2 separate regions of the Mus musculus genome follow, and region 1 is linked to region 2. A link is a loop called in an ENCODE intact Hi-C map of the cell type or tissue named here. Cell type or tissue: heart. All regions are shown on one strand.

What was found. A loop is a pair of places that touch in the nucleus more often than their neighbours do. Peaks named below come from ENCODE experiments on the same cell type or tissue, not always from the same donor. Only the 100,000 strongest peaks of a DNase experiment are listed, where the experiment ranks them.
Region 1: a loop joins it to region 2, with 2.9 times the contacts of the local background. A loop is called at or near these places in 15 of 42 quality-filtered maps.

Annotation. Positions count from the first base shown.
Region 1 is chr6:146,820,484-146,828,483 of GRCm38, reverse strand. Arntl2 (aryl hydrocarbon receptor nuclear translocator-like 2) reads right to left here. Exons shown (of 15, transcript NM_172309.2): 7 at 7,816-7,956; 8 at 6,334-6,574; 9 at 5,789-5,895; 10 at 5,240-5,390; 11 at 3,256-3,317; 12 at 1,160-1,268; 13 at 298-385. Among named protein-coding and RNA genes, the nearest start is that of Arntl2, 19 kb to the right of the region's middle. In heart, a CTCF peak has its summit at 3,317 (motif pointing left); no DNase peak of the experiment used is centred here.
Region 2 is chr6:146,958,994-146,966,993 of GRCm38, reverse strand. All of the region lies in intron 2 of Ppfibp1 (PTPRF interacting protein, binding protein 1 (liprin beta 1)), which reads right to left. Among named protein-coding and RNA genes, the nearest start is that of 1700034J05Rik, 8.6 kb to the right of the region's middle. In heart, a CTCF peak has its summit at 4,966; a DNase peak (open chromatin) is centred at 5,833; H3K27ac peaks cover 2,140 bases.

The sequences.
Region 1 (8,000 bases), 140 kb after region 2:
TTTGGGCCAGCCTGGGCTACATGGCACCCTATCTCCATTGCCTAATCCACGGTATGTTATCATCATACCTGCCTTACAAGTGAGGACACTGAGGCAGAGTTTAAATTCTGAACCCAACATTACAAAGACTAGGTATGTGAGCCACACACACCCTGCAGCCCTTTTGTATGCCTCTAACCATGTCTCCTGTAACCACTGACCTATACCTCCCCTTAAGATGACCGAGTCAGCAGAAAGGTCCATGTATCTTCATAGAATGGTCCTGACATAATGACAATGAACATTTACTTCACTCACAGGCCCATAGGCATTCCCACCATTTACACTGCAGTCATCTCTCACTTCTTCTGAAGGGCTTGCATCTTCTGGGGATGAAGAGTGTAATCTGAGAAGGGAGACAAGAGATATTTATTCCTCAGACAGGATTTTAGAAGGAGTCTTTCTCCTCTGAATGTATCATAAGTCACTGATAAACAACAGCAAAGAACCCCAGACTAAATATTCCGTATTCAGTACTTGAGACCAGTTGACTTCTTACATGGCAGACTTATCTTTCACCCCGAAGTGCTGAAAATACTCCACACACACATGCAGTGGTGTGCACTTACCCCCCACACACACATATGCAAGCTGTGCATGCACTGACACACATGCATTCTGTGCATGCACACATGAATGTTGTTCATGCACTGACACACACATATGCAAGCTGTGGATGCATTGACACACACATACAATGCACACACTTTCTGGTATATATATTCATTTATTTTAACTGTGTAGTTTATGCATCAATTTTGAACTTTTTATGCAATTAAATTTATCGATTTTTCTTCCTGAATTCTGGATTTCATATGATGTTTTGAAATAACTTGTCCAAAATGAGATTATAAAAGTCCTTATCTGGGTGGCTCCCAACTGCTGGCAACTCTAGCTCCAGGGGATCTGATGCCTCTGTCCCTGCAAGCAAGCCACTTATAGGCACACACCACACCACCTACGCTGTCCTGCCCTACTGCATGCTGGTACACTTACACACACGTGCACGCACACACACGTGCACACGCATACACACACAAGTAGGAGAATGACTGGTCTATGTACTGGTTTAACTACAGCAGCCATTTACACGAGAATATTTGCAGTAATACATCTTTACCTCTGTAAACTCAGAACCTCATTTGCAATATCTGTTCCAATACTCCCAGCACCAAGGACGGTCCCCGTGGATACACCGGGCACATTGATGCAGGATTGTCTAAATGAGTCTAGGCAACAGCACAAGAGAAAACTCAGGGAAGGGCGCTAGAGTGCACAGCCCTAGCTAGTGGCTTTCTTTCTATTCAGATAATTCCCTAATTTTCTCCTGAAAAGAAATAGATGATCCACATCTTAAGGTAACAGAAAACATGCAACCTTTTATTCAGCAATTCCCAATGTTTAAGATGCTGTGAGCGGCGATCACAGATGTGCGCAGAGTCACAAAGGCACAGCAGTGACCCATGGCCTTCAGCATGGTCTTTTCCCTTACAGTGAAGCCATGGAAACACCACTTCATATTTCATTGCTCCTTTTGTGTTGTTTATGTTTATTCTGTTTTATGTGTATGAGTGTTGGCTTGTATATATGTAGGTGCATCAAATGCATACACTGCCCATAAAGGTCAGAAAAGGGCATGGAATCGCCCAGAGTTCCAGGCAGCTGTGAGCCGAGATGTGCCGAGAACCAAACTCAGGTCCTTCCAAAGCAGCCAGTGCTCTGAACCTCTGAGCCGTCTTTTCAGCCCCAGATGTGTGTTTGTTTGTCTACCCGTTTTTACTTTTTGTTGTCTCAAAACAGGGTTTCTCTGTGTAGTCCTGGCTTTCCAGGAACTCTGTAGACCAGGCTGGCCTCAAACTCAGAGATCTGCCTGTTTCTACCTCCTAATTTTTGCTTTGCTTTGTTTAGACAGTGTCTCAAGTGGCTGAGGCCGGCCTCTCACTCCTGATCCTCCTGACTCTACCTAAGTGCTGGGATTACATGCATATGTCCCCACCATATTCAGATACTTAAAAAAATACATTTTGTATATAAAACATGAGCACATCCCTGTGGTTAAAAAAAAATCTGAGATGGAAAAATAGGCCCTTCATGACAGTCTTTCATTTATCTAGTGGTAAGCCATGAACACCATGGATAAGGCTAGAGGGAGACCATGTGACAACACCAGTCTGATTACAAGAAACTCTGTCCAGTCGGGAACCAGTCAGGTGAACAGCGACTTGTGTGTAGTGCCATGTTACACTAAAGGTGAAGACATGAACCAGGTGCTCTGGCACCTCAAGGGGACTTCTGTTCCTGGAAGTTTCCTATGGGGTCTATGTGACTTCCTAACCTGGTCTCTTGTTCATTATTGTGTGTGTGAAGGATGTATGTGGCCGCATGCATGTTACAGCATACACTTGGAGGTCAAAGGACCATGTGTGGAAGTCTGTCCTTTCCCAACTTATTAGTCAGTTTAGAGGCAAATACCTTTATCTGCTGAGCCACCTCACAGGCCCTTAGTTTTTAGTGAATGTGCATGTAAGATATTGTATATATGTGATGCATGCATGTGTGTGTATATGTGTTTGCATGTATGATACATGTGTGTATATGCATATCTGTGTGTGTTTATGTTTACATGTGTATGATGTATGTGTGTATGTGTGTTTGTGTGTATGTATGTTTTGATGTATATGATATATGTGTTTTGATATGTGTGTATGATATATGTATGTATGATGTATGTGTATGATGTATATATGTTTTGAGGTGTATGATGTATATATGTGTATGGGTATATGATATGTGTGTATGATGTATGTATATGATGTGTGTATGTGTGTATGATATGTGCATGTATGATGTATGTGTATGTATATATACATACACACATATATATATGCATACATGGTATGAGTGTGTATGATATATGTATGTGTGATTTGTGTATGACGACACACTGTGATGTCAGTCCTTTCCTTCTACCTTCATGTATGTTTTGGAGATTAAACTCAGATCAGTATCTGTATACAAGAAGGGCCCGGACTTTCTGAGCCACCTCTCCTGCCCCTATCTCCTTCTATAGCCCAGTGCACGGACCTGTCCAGTCAAAATGTTTTCTAACTTTCCCTGGAAAGTTTCTCCATTCTTAGACAGAAAAGCACGTGTTCATGGAATCCTTACCGGATGATGCATCTGAGTTACCACGCCTGACCTGAAGCTCCGTCTTACCTTCGGAGGACTGGCTGCTGCCGCCGCAATGAAGCAAAGACAGCCTGGTCTCACTGCGCCCCCTGGAGGTCAGAAAAACACATGACACTCCCTGAGGTGCAGGGAATCTATTAATGTATCCACGTTGGCTCCAAGTATTTGATTTGCCAAATTTCCACTCATTTGTATTTTATTGTTCACTTCAGCTAAGATCAGGATCTATGGCAAATGCCCCAGTGGTCTCATTCCCACAGTGACGGTTCACCTAGTGCAAAAGGTCCACAGCTGTATCGGAATGGCAGACGGAACATGGGAGGTACAGGCCTCCTAGTACTGTGTAAACTGAGCATAAGACAAGCAAATGGAGTTGGCTTGACAAAACCTTACACCCACTTAAAAACTTAGCAGGGCAACAAAGCTCAGGCCAGGATGAACGGGCCGTGAGCACCAGGCTAGAGGAGAGCTTCCCCCCCACCCCCCCAGGACACTGGCAGATTTCTGCTCTCTTGGCTGTGCTGGGCACAGTTTCTTGTGGCAAAGAGGCACAGAAAAATACACTGTTTCTTTTTTGTTTTATTTTTCTTTCAAGACAAGGTCTCTCCTGGCTATCCTGGAACATGTTACACAGACCAAGTTTACCTCAAACTCAGAACTGCCTGCCTTTAGTCCTTAGTAAATGGCATTAAATGCATGTGCCCGGCCTTCCTTCCTGGGGACTGAACCAAGGGTCATGTACATTAAGCAAGTACTCTACCACTGAGCTACATCCCTCCTACCTTCTCCTCCTCCTCTTCTTCCTTCTCCATCCTTCTCTCCCTCTTCTTCCTTCCTTCCTTCCTTTCTCTCTTTCTTTCTGTTTTTTTGTTGTTGTTGTTGTTGTTTTTGTTTTTGTTTTTTCTGAGACAAGGTCTCAAATAATCTAGGCTGGCCTCAAACTCCCTAGGTAGCCAAAAATGACTTTGGATTTCTCATCCGCCTGTCTCTTCCTCCCGAGTGCCAAGAACATAGGTAGGCATAACAATGCCTACCCTTGCCACCTTTACCACCAGACATTTACCAAGCACGAAGTAGTAGATTACAGAAGGCCAATGGTCGGCTTAATCTGAACAACTAACGTCAATGGAGAGATAGGAAGTTCTCAGACCGCTGGCTGCTGCAGCCTCGGGTTCTGCTCTGTGGGGTCACCAGCTGCAGACTGTAGGGAAACCCTGTACCTCCCCCAAACACAGAGGTTTTTTTTTTCCTCTTGTTATTCCTAAGTGAGCTGGAACAACAACCATTTCCATGACTTTATGTTGTACCAGGGCTGTAACTAATGCAGACATTGATCTGGGGATGGATATGGGAGAAGCCCACAGAGATCTGGCATCTGTGACCCCTCCCCTGAGAAACTGAGCTGTCATATAGACAGAGAACCAAGCAGTGTTAAAGGTGTTCGTGATGGTTTGAATATGCTTGACCCAGGGAGTGGCACTATATTAGATGATGTGGCCCTGTTAGAGAAGGTGTGGCCTTGTTGGAGTAGGTGTGTCACTGTGGGTGTGGGCTGTAAGACCTCACTCATAGCTGCCTGGAAGCCAGTATTCTGCTAGCAGCCTTCAGATGAAAATGTAGAACTCTCAGCTCCTCCTGCACCATGCCTGCCTGGATGCTGCTGTGTTCCTGCCTCAATGATAACGGACTGAATCTCAGAACCTGTAAGCCAGACACAATTAAATATTGCCCTTATAAGAGTTGCCTTGGGCTGGGCGGTGGTAGTGCACGCCTTTAATCCCAGCACTTGGGAGGCAGAGACAGGAGGATTTCTGAGTTTGAGGCCAGCCTGGTCTACAGAATGAGTTCCAGGACAGCCAAGGCTATACAGAGAAACCCTGTCTAGAGAGAGAGAGAGAGAGAGAGAGAGAGAGAGAGAGAGAGAGAGAGAGGGAGAGAGAGAGAGAGAGAGAAGCAGTGATACTCATTTGAAATTAGATCAAAGGTCTTAAGAGCACAGAAAACTACTCACAAAACCAATGTGTTGACAGACACAATGTACTCCAGCTCTTTGGTCCAAGGGTTTGTGAAGCTGAACCACTCACTCTTCAGAGTCACGAAGGCACCATCCTTCACTCTGAATTTGTATGAGTCTGTAAGTATTTTCTCCTTACTCTGCAGAACTTCACAGGAAAGCCGCAGTCAGCGGAATAGCCTGTACAACCAAAGCCTTCACGCTGGGAGTGGTGGCTCATGCCTGTAACTCCACCCCCAGAGGATGGAAAGGGTGTATGCGGGTTCCGGGCCAGCCAGGGGGCTGTGCCGAAACCCAGACACCACCAAAGCCAGACCAGGGCCTTGAGAATTAATTTTGGATTTCATAAGGAATTCGGAGTTGATGGTATAATCATTTCTTTCTTTATTTAGACAGGAGTTTGCTATGTAGCCCAAGTTAGCCTGGAACTCCCAATCCTCTAAGCCACCTCCCAGATACTGAGATTTTTTTTAGTGTGATCCATCACACCTGGCTGACGTCATTTTTAAATTACCCGCAAAGCACCTCATTCAATGGATTACCTACCTGCTTTGTGCTTGTCAGTCAAACTACTGTGGTCATCCTGATGAAAATATTCATAACATGAAGTTCCCAAAAGTTCCTGAGGCAGGTATCCTAAAATTGCCGTTGCCCTGGTTTTTGAAACAGAAAAACATCATGGCAGTTGCTGACGGTGATGCCTCCCAGAACACTGCAGGTCCAGCACAGGTCGGGTTGCAGGAAAGCCGTCTGGAGAAAGAGCTAGCCTTGGTCCTCCCCATCCACAGCTAGACTGCAAACAGGACCCCAGGTGAGGCCCCATGACGTCCTGCTGATGCCTGTACAGGGTACCACCAGTACCACCAACACTGCGGCCATGGAGCAGGGCAGACTCAACACCACTGCTAGGAAACACTTTCCCAAGTTTACCCTCCAGTTCTACCAAAATCACCAACATCACCATCTCCGTATTTCACTTAAAATATACTTCCTCTTCTCAAGCCCTCGTTAGGAGAAAACTGCAGCGGAGCTTTGACGCTGTGCTTCAGCTGCCCCAGTGGCCTCTGGGTAGCCAAACATGGAGTGTTTACCTTTGGTCAACATAGACGAATTTCCCGTTCATTGCGAAGCGAGTTATGAACTCAGCCGGTCTCACGTTGATCTTGCCACTCTTTTGAGGGACAATGTATGGATGCAACCGTCCCATAGCCACAAGGCAGGTAAGAGGACCGCTGTCCTTCCCACCACCCGACTCTTTCTCCATGCCAACAACATTCAGAGGCCAGCTTCTCAAGTATCCAGTGCAATGGACGGTGTGGAATTTTCTATGGTCTAATGAAAAATCATAGCAATACACTTAGGTCACTATAGATGCTGATATTTCTCCTCCCTCTTCTTCCTCCCTCCTCTTCCTCTCTCTTCCTCCTCCCCTTGTCCTTCCTCTTTCCTTTCTTCTCCCTCTTTCTCCACTTTTTCCTTTTCTTTTTTTTCTTTTCGAGACAAATGTATTCTGAAGCCCAGGCTAGCCTCTAACCAGCTCCCTATGTATACCAGGCTATCCTCTAATCCCTGATACTATTACCTCAGCCTCCTAAGTGATTGCAGGCCTATAACACTATGTCTGACTATAATGAAGAAACTTGCAAATCTCTTACTGTTGGTTATGATGATGATTAATAGACACATATGGCCATACATACTACATCCCCGCCCTACTGGACTACATAGTAAGACTCTGTCTCAAAAAGAAGCAAGCAGGAGTTTGGAGTGGTGGTTCAGTAGTTAGGAGTGCCTGTGCTCTGTCAGAGGAACTCGGTTCAGTTCTCAGCACGTGCATCAGGCAGCCCACAGCTGACCTTAGTTTCAGCTCCAGGGAATCTGATGGCCTCAATTGGCACTGGACTCACTTGTGTGGGCATACACACGCATACACACACACACACACACACACACACACACACACACACTTAAAAAGCAAGATAAAAAATTATTTTAGGGTTGGGCATAGTAGCATGCACCTTTAACTCCAACACTCAGGAGGCAGAGGTAGATGGATCTGTGTGCATTTGAGGCTAGCCTGGTATACACAGTGAGTTCCTGGGTAAAGCTACAAAGTGAGACCCTATCTCAAAACAAAAACAAAACACAAAATAAAAAGACAAACAAACAAGCAAAAAGTTTTTTAAAAAGAGATTGAACTTTGTTGTTGTTTGAGTTTTTATTTTACTATTTTATCTTTGAGATAGGGTATTGCTACATAGCCCTGCTGGGCTTGAATTCACAGAAATCTTTCCCGCCTCTGTTACTTGAGTGTTAACTACGCTTTAAGGCCTACATCACGTCTCCCAAATCTAACTTAAAGTTCTCTTCGCTACAGATTCAGTAGCACAACAGGATGTGCACCTGGTGGTGAGCCAGTGTAAATAATTTCAGTTTAAAAACAATCTTACTTAGACGCTTTGAATCCTATTTCTTGCCGTGACTATGAAACTTACTTTTTCCTGGATAGAAACTACTTAGGACCTTGCGTTTTGCACCAGGCTCCGAATCACCGGCTCTCCCGGGAGTCTCACCTTTCTTCTTTGAGCAGGACGAGCATGGCTGCTCTTCTTTGACAGGGACGGTACAGCTCTTCATTCTAAAGAAGAAAGATCGTCTGGAGCCAGAATGCATGCGTGGTCGCCCAGTGTAGGGGTGACTGTAAACCTGAGAGGCTTTCACAGCAGCAGGAATGAGAACAGAATAATCACAGACGTGC
Region 2 (8,000 bases):
AGGATTTTCAAACACCTCCAGACATGACATAGTGTCTTAAACAGGTTGTTTTTCTGCCGTAACCACAAGCACACTAAGAGCTCCCCAAATATTTACAAATCAAATAATGAGACGCTTGCTGTACTAGCTACCCATATGAGCACAAACACGGGCATGCACACTCCGAAGACAGAGCAGCCTCCTGCAGATGGAGAGCTGCGCTGAGTGTGAAGGGAGCACTGACCATGTTAGCATGCACGGGGCATTAACATGCACTGCACAGGACAGTAGTGTGCACTGCCCAGGGGTGTGCACTGCTCAGTGATGACTAAAATGACAGGCGACCAAGAGCGATGGGCAAGCCTGCAAGGAAGCATTGGTAAGACAGAAGCAGTGGGGTGGCAGGCGAGGTCACTGGTGCTGCTGTTGATACTTAGGAATGACAGGCAGCACTGAAGCAATGGAGAGAGCCACACGATAAGCCAAGTTCCTTTCCTTCCTGAGTAGGAGGATGCTGCTGTTACTGAAGACAGACGGGGAGGAATGTGGGCAAATGGTGGGCCTGTGGAAGGAATGCTCCACTTCTCCTGACCGCCAGTCTAGCCCAGGCCTGTGCTCACCGAGGGAACAAGAACATGTCAAACTGCTATCCTCTGAGAAGGGCCACCAACCTTGAGTTCTAACCCAAACTCTAAAGTACCAGTGGAGCACCACCCCTGCCTTTGACAGTGCAGCTGAACAACCTGCCATCTCGACACACCCTGCCCTTTTACTTCGTCTTTGTGATGTCCCCAGGCAGCTTTCTCCCTGCTCCGGGGAAGTGTTCTCTGGTATCTGTGCGTACTGACCCCAGGACTCCACATGCCAAACCCTCCACAGCTGGAGCCCCCTGTATAAAATGATGTGGTGTTTGTGTATAGCCTATGTGATTCTGCCATATGCCTAAAATCATCTCCAGATTACTCAACAGTACAGGGCTGTCTCAAAGTTTGTGCACGACTCCACACAAAGCTAAACTTTACAGATCTGATCAGCTGCCTACACCCCACCCCAAGCATGAAACGTAAACCCAAGTCGTCTCACCAGGTGAGATACCAGCTGTGGTCCGAACACTAAAGAAAACTACATGCATGGCAGGATACCCAGGAATCCACTGATGAACCTCCCCACAAGCCCCCACCCACCAACTAACAAACATGTAGCGCACACACACAAACCACAGCTATTTTACAGTGACCTTGGGAAAAGGTAAGGTGGGCTTGCTCGTCAGGTCCAGTATGTACCACGACAAGCTTCTCATAGACTCCGACATCACTTTCAATAGTCTCTACACCAACCAGGTCTACTGTAATGATTCCTAGAGAGGATAAATACTATGCACCAGCATACAGCTATTTATTAGTCATCATCAAACACCCAGGAGTAATATACATGAAAGGATAGTACAGGGCTAGACTTGCTTGGCTCTTCTGTGTCTTAAATCATTAACCTAGATTTTGTTTTTATTCCAGCAAAGGTTCTGGCAACATCGTTCTGGTGAGAGGGAACCAGCTGGGGAGGGGAAGAGGCAGGGAAGAAGAGAATGAACATTCTGAGATGCCCTGCTGGGAACTTGAAAGGATGCCTCTCCTGTAGGAGTGTGCTGGACGGCCTCAGCGGTTAGCCGTGCGCACACTGTGCGGCACTGAAGGGAGCAGTTCCACGGTCCACCTGGATGACTTGGTACACTTCCTCCCACACACACTTCTCCGGAGCTGCGTCCCGTGGGCCAGGATCAGGTCCAGGCTCTGGGGGGTTGCCACTGCACTGGGTACCTACTTCCCAATCAAGTCTACCTCAGAGAACAGGTTCCAAAGACAGACCCTTCTCTAGCTAAGTACATGGTTTTAAGTGGTGCCCCCAACCTTGGGTAGAAAGTCATTCTACCTGATGTGGCATTCTCCCGAGCTTTTATTAAAACAAACAAACAAGAGCAAGAACTGATACACTCAAGACTTTACTTTCTGCTGTTACCAAATAATCTTCATCCCAGAACCTCCTCCTATGCTGAGGCTCAGCCTCCTGTTGAAGAGTAGTGGTGTGAATACTGAGTCCTCTAAGGAAAGCCTACATGAGCTGGCTCCACTTCCCAGAGTTAGCGATGTCACCGTGGCCTGCAGTTGATGTTGAGCAGGGATCTGTACTGATCTTCCGCTCTCTCCCTGCAACACTCCACTGTCTCTAACAATTCCCAGTGAACCTCGCAGAGCCTATAGCTGCCCACTCTTCATCTTAGAAGATGGCTTCCATATCTCCCCTTGGGAAGATAAACACCTCCCACCCTGGAGAAGTCTTGACTGTCTAATGTTCCTATGTGTACTGACTTACTGGCCTGTTCTCTCATTTCTGTGTGATCATGAAGCTGAGCCGGAAAAAGCTAAAGAAGGAAGCACAGACATACCTAGACTGGTTTGGTTTTGCATCTGCTTTTTTGAGAAAGAGTCTTATTATTGTTGATGCAAGAAACCAGCTCTCACCTCAGAGGGAGCAGAGGTGAATCTATTCTGAGTCAAATCTAAGAGGCAGAGGCTTGGGAACATGAGTTTTACATTGCCCCAAATGACTGGACAGCCCTGGAGCTGACTTTTCAACTACAGAACGAAAGAGTTATGATGCCATTTCATTTACTCTCATGGAGACAACAGGTCGAAGGCAACCAAGAGCAGGAGAAATTCTAGGGGTTCCAGATGCTGTCTGGTGATCCGCCTAGCTTTCTGGGTTAGTGGTCTGCTAAGCTAGTTTTACCCGACAGCCATGAGGATGATAGGTCAGACACAGAAGTGAGAGATTCTTAAGAGAACTAAAGACAGCACAAGCTTACAGCTCTGGATCTACATCATTCCAACTAATTATAATCATAAAGTCGGTCTTTCACATAGGTATGACATAGGTTTAACATAGGTCTTTTTCTGAGGACTGCAGTTCACACTTCATAGTCAGACTGGCCTTGAACTTGCAATGTTCTTGACTCAGCCCCCCAAGTGCTGGACTAGTGTTTGGTATGAGTCACCAAGCCTGAGTAGTATTTCCTGAGTGTCTGGTGGCAACTGGTTTTGTTGTTGATGGGGTTGGAAGCTCTTAATTACTCATCTCTGTCAGAGACCACTAGGGTAAGCCCGGCAACAAAACACAAAATCAGAGTGCCATTTTCCACTCTCAAGATCTTTCTCTAAGCATTTAATTCCAAGAATTTTTAAAACAACTTGTTTCATTTCCTGGGTTAGGGATAAGGAGTTGGACAATGGGATCTTCAGAGACTAAAAACTGCTGAGGCCTTAGAGGTTGAAGAAATGAAGGGAGGTGATGAGTGTCCTGAGCTGAGGAAGCATCCTGCCTGCCCCATGCTCACCAGGCTCCGTTCCAGAAACTACTTTCCCTAACTGGTTGTCCTAGTCATAAATCACTCCTTGGGTTTATAAACCAAATCAACACCAGATTACTGGATGGCCAACTTACACAAAATCATCTATAAAATGTGCCCATTAACTCGGGGCTACAGAGATGGCTCAGTGATTGAGAGCGTGAGTTTTTCTTGAAGAGGACCCACGTGGAGTTCTCAGCACCCAAGTCAGCAAGCTCATAATCACCCGTAGCTCCAGCCACAGGGAACTGAAGGCTCTCGTCTGGGCTCCACAGGCACTTGTGCGCACATGTGCACATACCTACACAAAGACACATCTATACATACACGTTAAAAATAAAAATAAATCTCTAATAAATTTTAAAAATCTTTCCACTAACCAAGAGCATCAATTCCTCCCCTCAATCAGTACATGGATGTTTTGTGTTTTCCTCAATGAAACAAATGATCACTCTCGATTATTGAATATAAATCTTCAAAGCTTCTACTTCAAATTAAGTGTAAAAATATTTATGAACCTGGTTACATAGCTGTTGTTTGTTTAAGTGAAACCTGTCATAGTCGATTTTCATTGTTGTTGTTGTTGTTCTAATTTCTCCCAGGACCAGATCTCTGTGATTTCAGGCTCTACTTCCCTTCCTTTCCTACTGGTCTGAAATTATCACCAGGTTGAGAATGAATAGAAAAGTCTGCAGGCAGCCTCTTGCTTTTGCCACCTGTGACAACCGAGCCATCTGGACAAGCAAGTGGGTCCTTGATAAGCCAGGAGTAGTTTAGAAGAGCCATAGCCCAGGGCTCTCGTTTGCAGGAGAGGAGATAACCTGATTTGGAATTCCTGTTCAGCTCACCATGTATCCAGAACTTGTTGTAGGTCCTGGTGTGTAGACACAAGTGAGAGAAGTCTTAGGCTTAGACAATGGTGAGAGGGAAACTGAAGGCTGAACAGTACAAATCTGTGCTGAGACAGTCTTCCCAGAAGACAGGAAGGGAGACTGGCTCTAGAATAGTCACCTCAAGAGCTAAGATCTCAGGCCCAGGCCCAAGGAATAAAGCTGTATGAAAGGTATGGAGAAGGCAAGGGAGATGTCAGCCTGCTGAGAAGATGTCAGCCTGGGTGTTAGTTTGATAATTTATATTCTAAGAAAAAAAAAAAAGTCAGATGCAGGCAGGCCCATGAGAAACTGGAATTTAAGATAGGATCCTGTGAGCTTTGCTTCTTCAGAGGTTATCTTCGGGACCACTCAATCACCCCGTGGAGACTGAAAGCCATGGCCCCCTCCTAACAGCCCAACATCTGGGAAGCTCTGGAAGGTTTTCAGGCTATCAGCAAAGCTTAATGCAACTTAACTGTCAGGGTTAGCCCTTAGCCTCCCCGACTAGCAGCAGAGCCTCTGAGTATCTGATATTTCTCTGGAGAGTAAGGTCCCAGGCCTGTTTCTTCTCAGATACAAGCAGGCTCAAGGTCTAAATAATCTCATGAGAGGCACAACGTGAGGGAGGAAACCCACATTTAAAGGCAAATTCTGATGGCTAATCTTACTGCATATCAGTTTTATTAAAATACATGGCTTGCTCCTTTGAGGGTTGGCCACGCTGTGGCAGTAAAGCACATCATAAAAGCACTAGGGGAAAATGACTGTCACTCATTACATCTCATTTTAGCAGCAAATGAGCCAGTAGGGTAAAGTACATGCAAGCTGACTTTGGTTCCAGAGGAGAATTCTCCAAGAAGCAACTTTCTCCTAAGAGACTGAAAGAGGCAGGGTGGGAACGTAAGCTAAGCAAAGATCCTCGGCTGTAGCGAATGCCTTGTTTAGAAAGTACTTAGTGGGGTAGAGTCAGTGACTGTCAAACAGCAACAGAGAGCAACCTCTGCCTGGGGAAATGCATGTATTCCCTGTACAGCAGAGAGGCTTCAATATTCTACTTCACCTCAACAGTAATGGTTACAGCAGCCTTTTATACAAGAAAAGGACTCTGGGCCCCTTTCCCTCTTCAATGCTACAGGTCTAGTACGGTCTGGATGACAGGTGATGTTAACAGGGAGGAATGTTACCCATCCTGCCTAAACTCCATTTCCTGCAGGCATGACAGTTTAAATTATTAAAACACAGTTTTATTGAAACAATATTTTAGAATATTTGTCAGGGGAGACAAAACCTGACTAACCCAACAGAAGGGAGAAATGATTTAGTGTTGCCTGGTCTCTGGCTGGGAAAACAAAACATAGTTGTTATCTCAGTGCCCAGGACTGAGACAGTGGGCACCAGTGACACAAACATGATGCACTTAGCGATGAGGAATGGGGTGCATTTAAAAGCATAGCTGAGGTACAGACTAGGGCAGGTGCCAAGAGCTGTAGAGAGAGGGACTTTGTGACAGATATCCGGAACAGCCAAAGACATGGGAGAGTGCAGAAGGGAAAACAAACACATCCCACTTCTTGACAGCATCACAGACAGCATCCAAACAGCTGAGAGATCTGCCAGAAAAGGCAGCTGTGAACTCTTGGGATGAACAGTCCATCTAAAGCATTGGAGGGCTGAAAATGTCAACAGTACACAGCCAAACGAGGCTCCTGTGCTTGACAAGGAATACGCAAGAAAGGTGGAGCTGAAACAACACATCAAGCAACGATACAACAAGCATTAAAAAACACAGCACAATCATCAAGCGAGACTGTGATAAGCTCGGAGCTTAGACTGCATTAGATCTTCCACCAAACACAAGACCAAGAGTGGTGCTGACTGTAGAAACCAGCACCACGGCATTCTGTGGGTCCAGAAAGGGAGCAAAACTCAGTCAACTTAGAATTTTTTTTCTGGGTTTATGGAAGACTCCCAAACAAGCCTGCTATCTCTGTGAAGCTAACTTCATCACAGTCTGTGATGAGCTCAACTGTGTCTCCCCCAAAAGTTGTATATTGAAGTCCCAACTCTCACAAACTCAGAATGTGTCCTTATATGGACACAGAATCTTCAAAGAACTAATTCAGGTTAAATGAAACCTTTAGGGTGAGACCTAACCCAATCTGACTGGTATCCTTATGTAAGGGAGAAATCTGGACATGAAAAAGGCATCTAACAGGGTAAGATGAGGAGAAACTAGCCTCCCACGATCATGGAGAGAAGCCTGGAATGCCTCCTTTCTCACAGTCCAACCTCCACTTGCCTCCAGCATCCAGAAATTTTCAAAGTACAACTGGCCTGAAAAACTCCACCACCACTATATGTAGGCATCAGTAATAATAATTCCTTTTTATGTATGGCCCAATGTGCTAATTCAGTTAAATACAGATTGGTCACAAGATCAAGACACAGGGCACAGAGGGAAACATGATACATCAAAGCCGGAGCACGGCATCAACATCAAAACCAATGAAGAGAGTGCACACTTTACGTGTTCGTGGGATGAGTCACAGCCAGCAAGAATGGAGCCTCCTCCCACGTCCACTGCTGCCAGGTCTCAAATACTTCTAGCCATTTCACCAGAGCAAACATGCCGATCAAAGGTTGCTGTTCCTGGCATGGTGGAGGCCCTCCATGTGGTAAAGTCACAGTGGACTGAGGACCGCCAGTGCTAATGACTACAGGCCTCCAGACTGTAAAGCTCACCTGACCTTTAACTACACCCCACAGCTGTTAGTTAGCAAGCAGCAGAGTCACAACCACATTGGCTTAAATAAGGCAGTTACGATGTCATGCTAGTCACCAGGAAGACCATTCTACTGCTTGTGGCAAAAGCTTGTCTTATTTATTACTTATTTATTACTATTACCACATCACTGGACTCCCAGGGACTTCTAGACATTACTCTTTGTTCTTCCCATATGAGATAGGTCAGACAGACTTATTTTAACTTGGAGGCAAACTGACACTTGGAGCTGGGTCACTGTCCTGAATGTGAGTGACATCCTGGAGCAGACCCCTCATCCTTGGCCATCAGATACTGGTTATATACTAGGCTCTCTATGGACCCATGGTAACATTTTCTCAGTTTCATTTTCCTAGCATTAATCTGAATAAAATGTCATTTCTGACTGTCAAAATGTAACTTCAGAGCCCCTCTCCCATGAATATTCTTGAGATGGACACCCTTGTGTTATTGACCTACGCTTTCCACTGTGAAGGTTTTACATAAGTTTGGTTCAGGAAAGAAAACAATCAGCACAATGGAGTGTAAAGCTGGGGGGAGCTCCAGCTGAGACTAGCAGTGCCAGAAGGTAGGGCCATTTTGAAAATTTAAAGTCTACACTACAAAACAGGGATATCAGCAAGGGGTCTTACTTAAGCAGAGAGGTAACTTGTGTTTCTAAGACTCATTACCTTTCCTGAAAGAACCCAGAGAAGACGCGGTAACGTCCACCTAAGAACTAGTCAGGACAAAGCAGGAAGTGGACAAGTGACAGGGGCAGAATCCACAGGGCTTCCTGAAGGAAGGTGCAGGAACAGAAGCCTGAGTGAGGAGTGTAACCAAGATGATGCCCGGCCTGGGCCCTGAGAGGAGCTGCCAGATGCTGAGGCTATGCAGGAAGAGCACAGCATGTTTGCTGGTAAAGGTCCCAAATTCAGTATTTGAGTTGAGACTTCTGTAAAGTGCTGTGTTAAAATGCTCTTAGAGC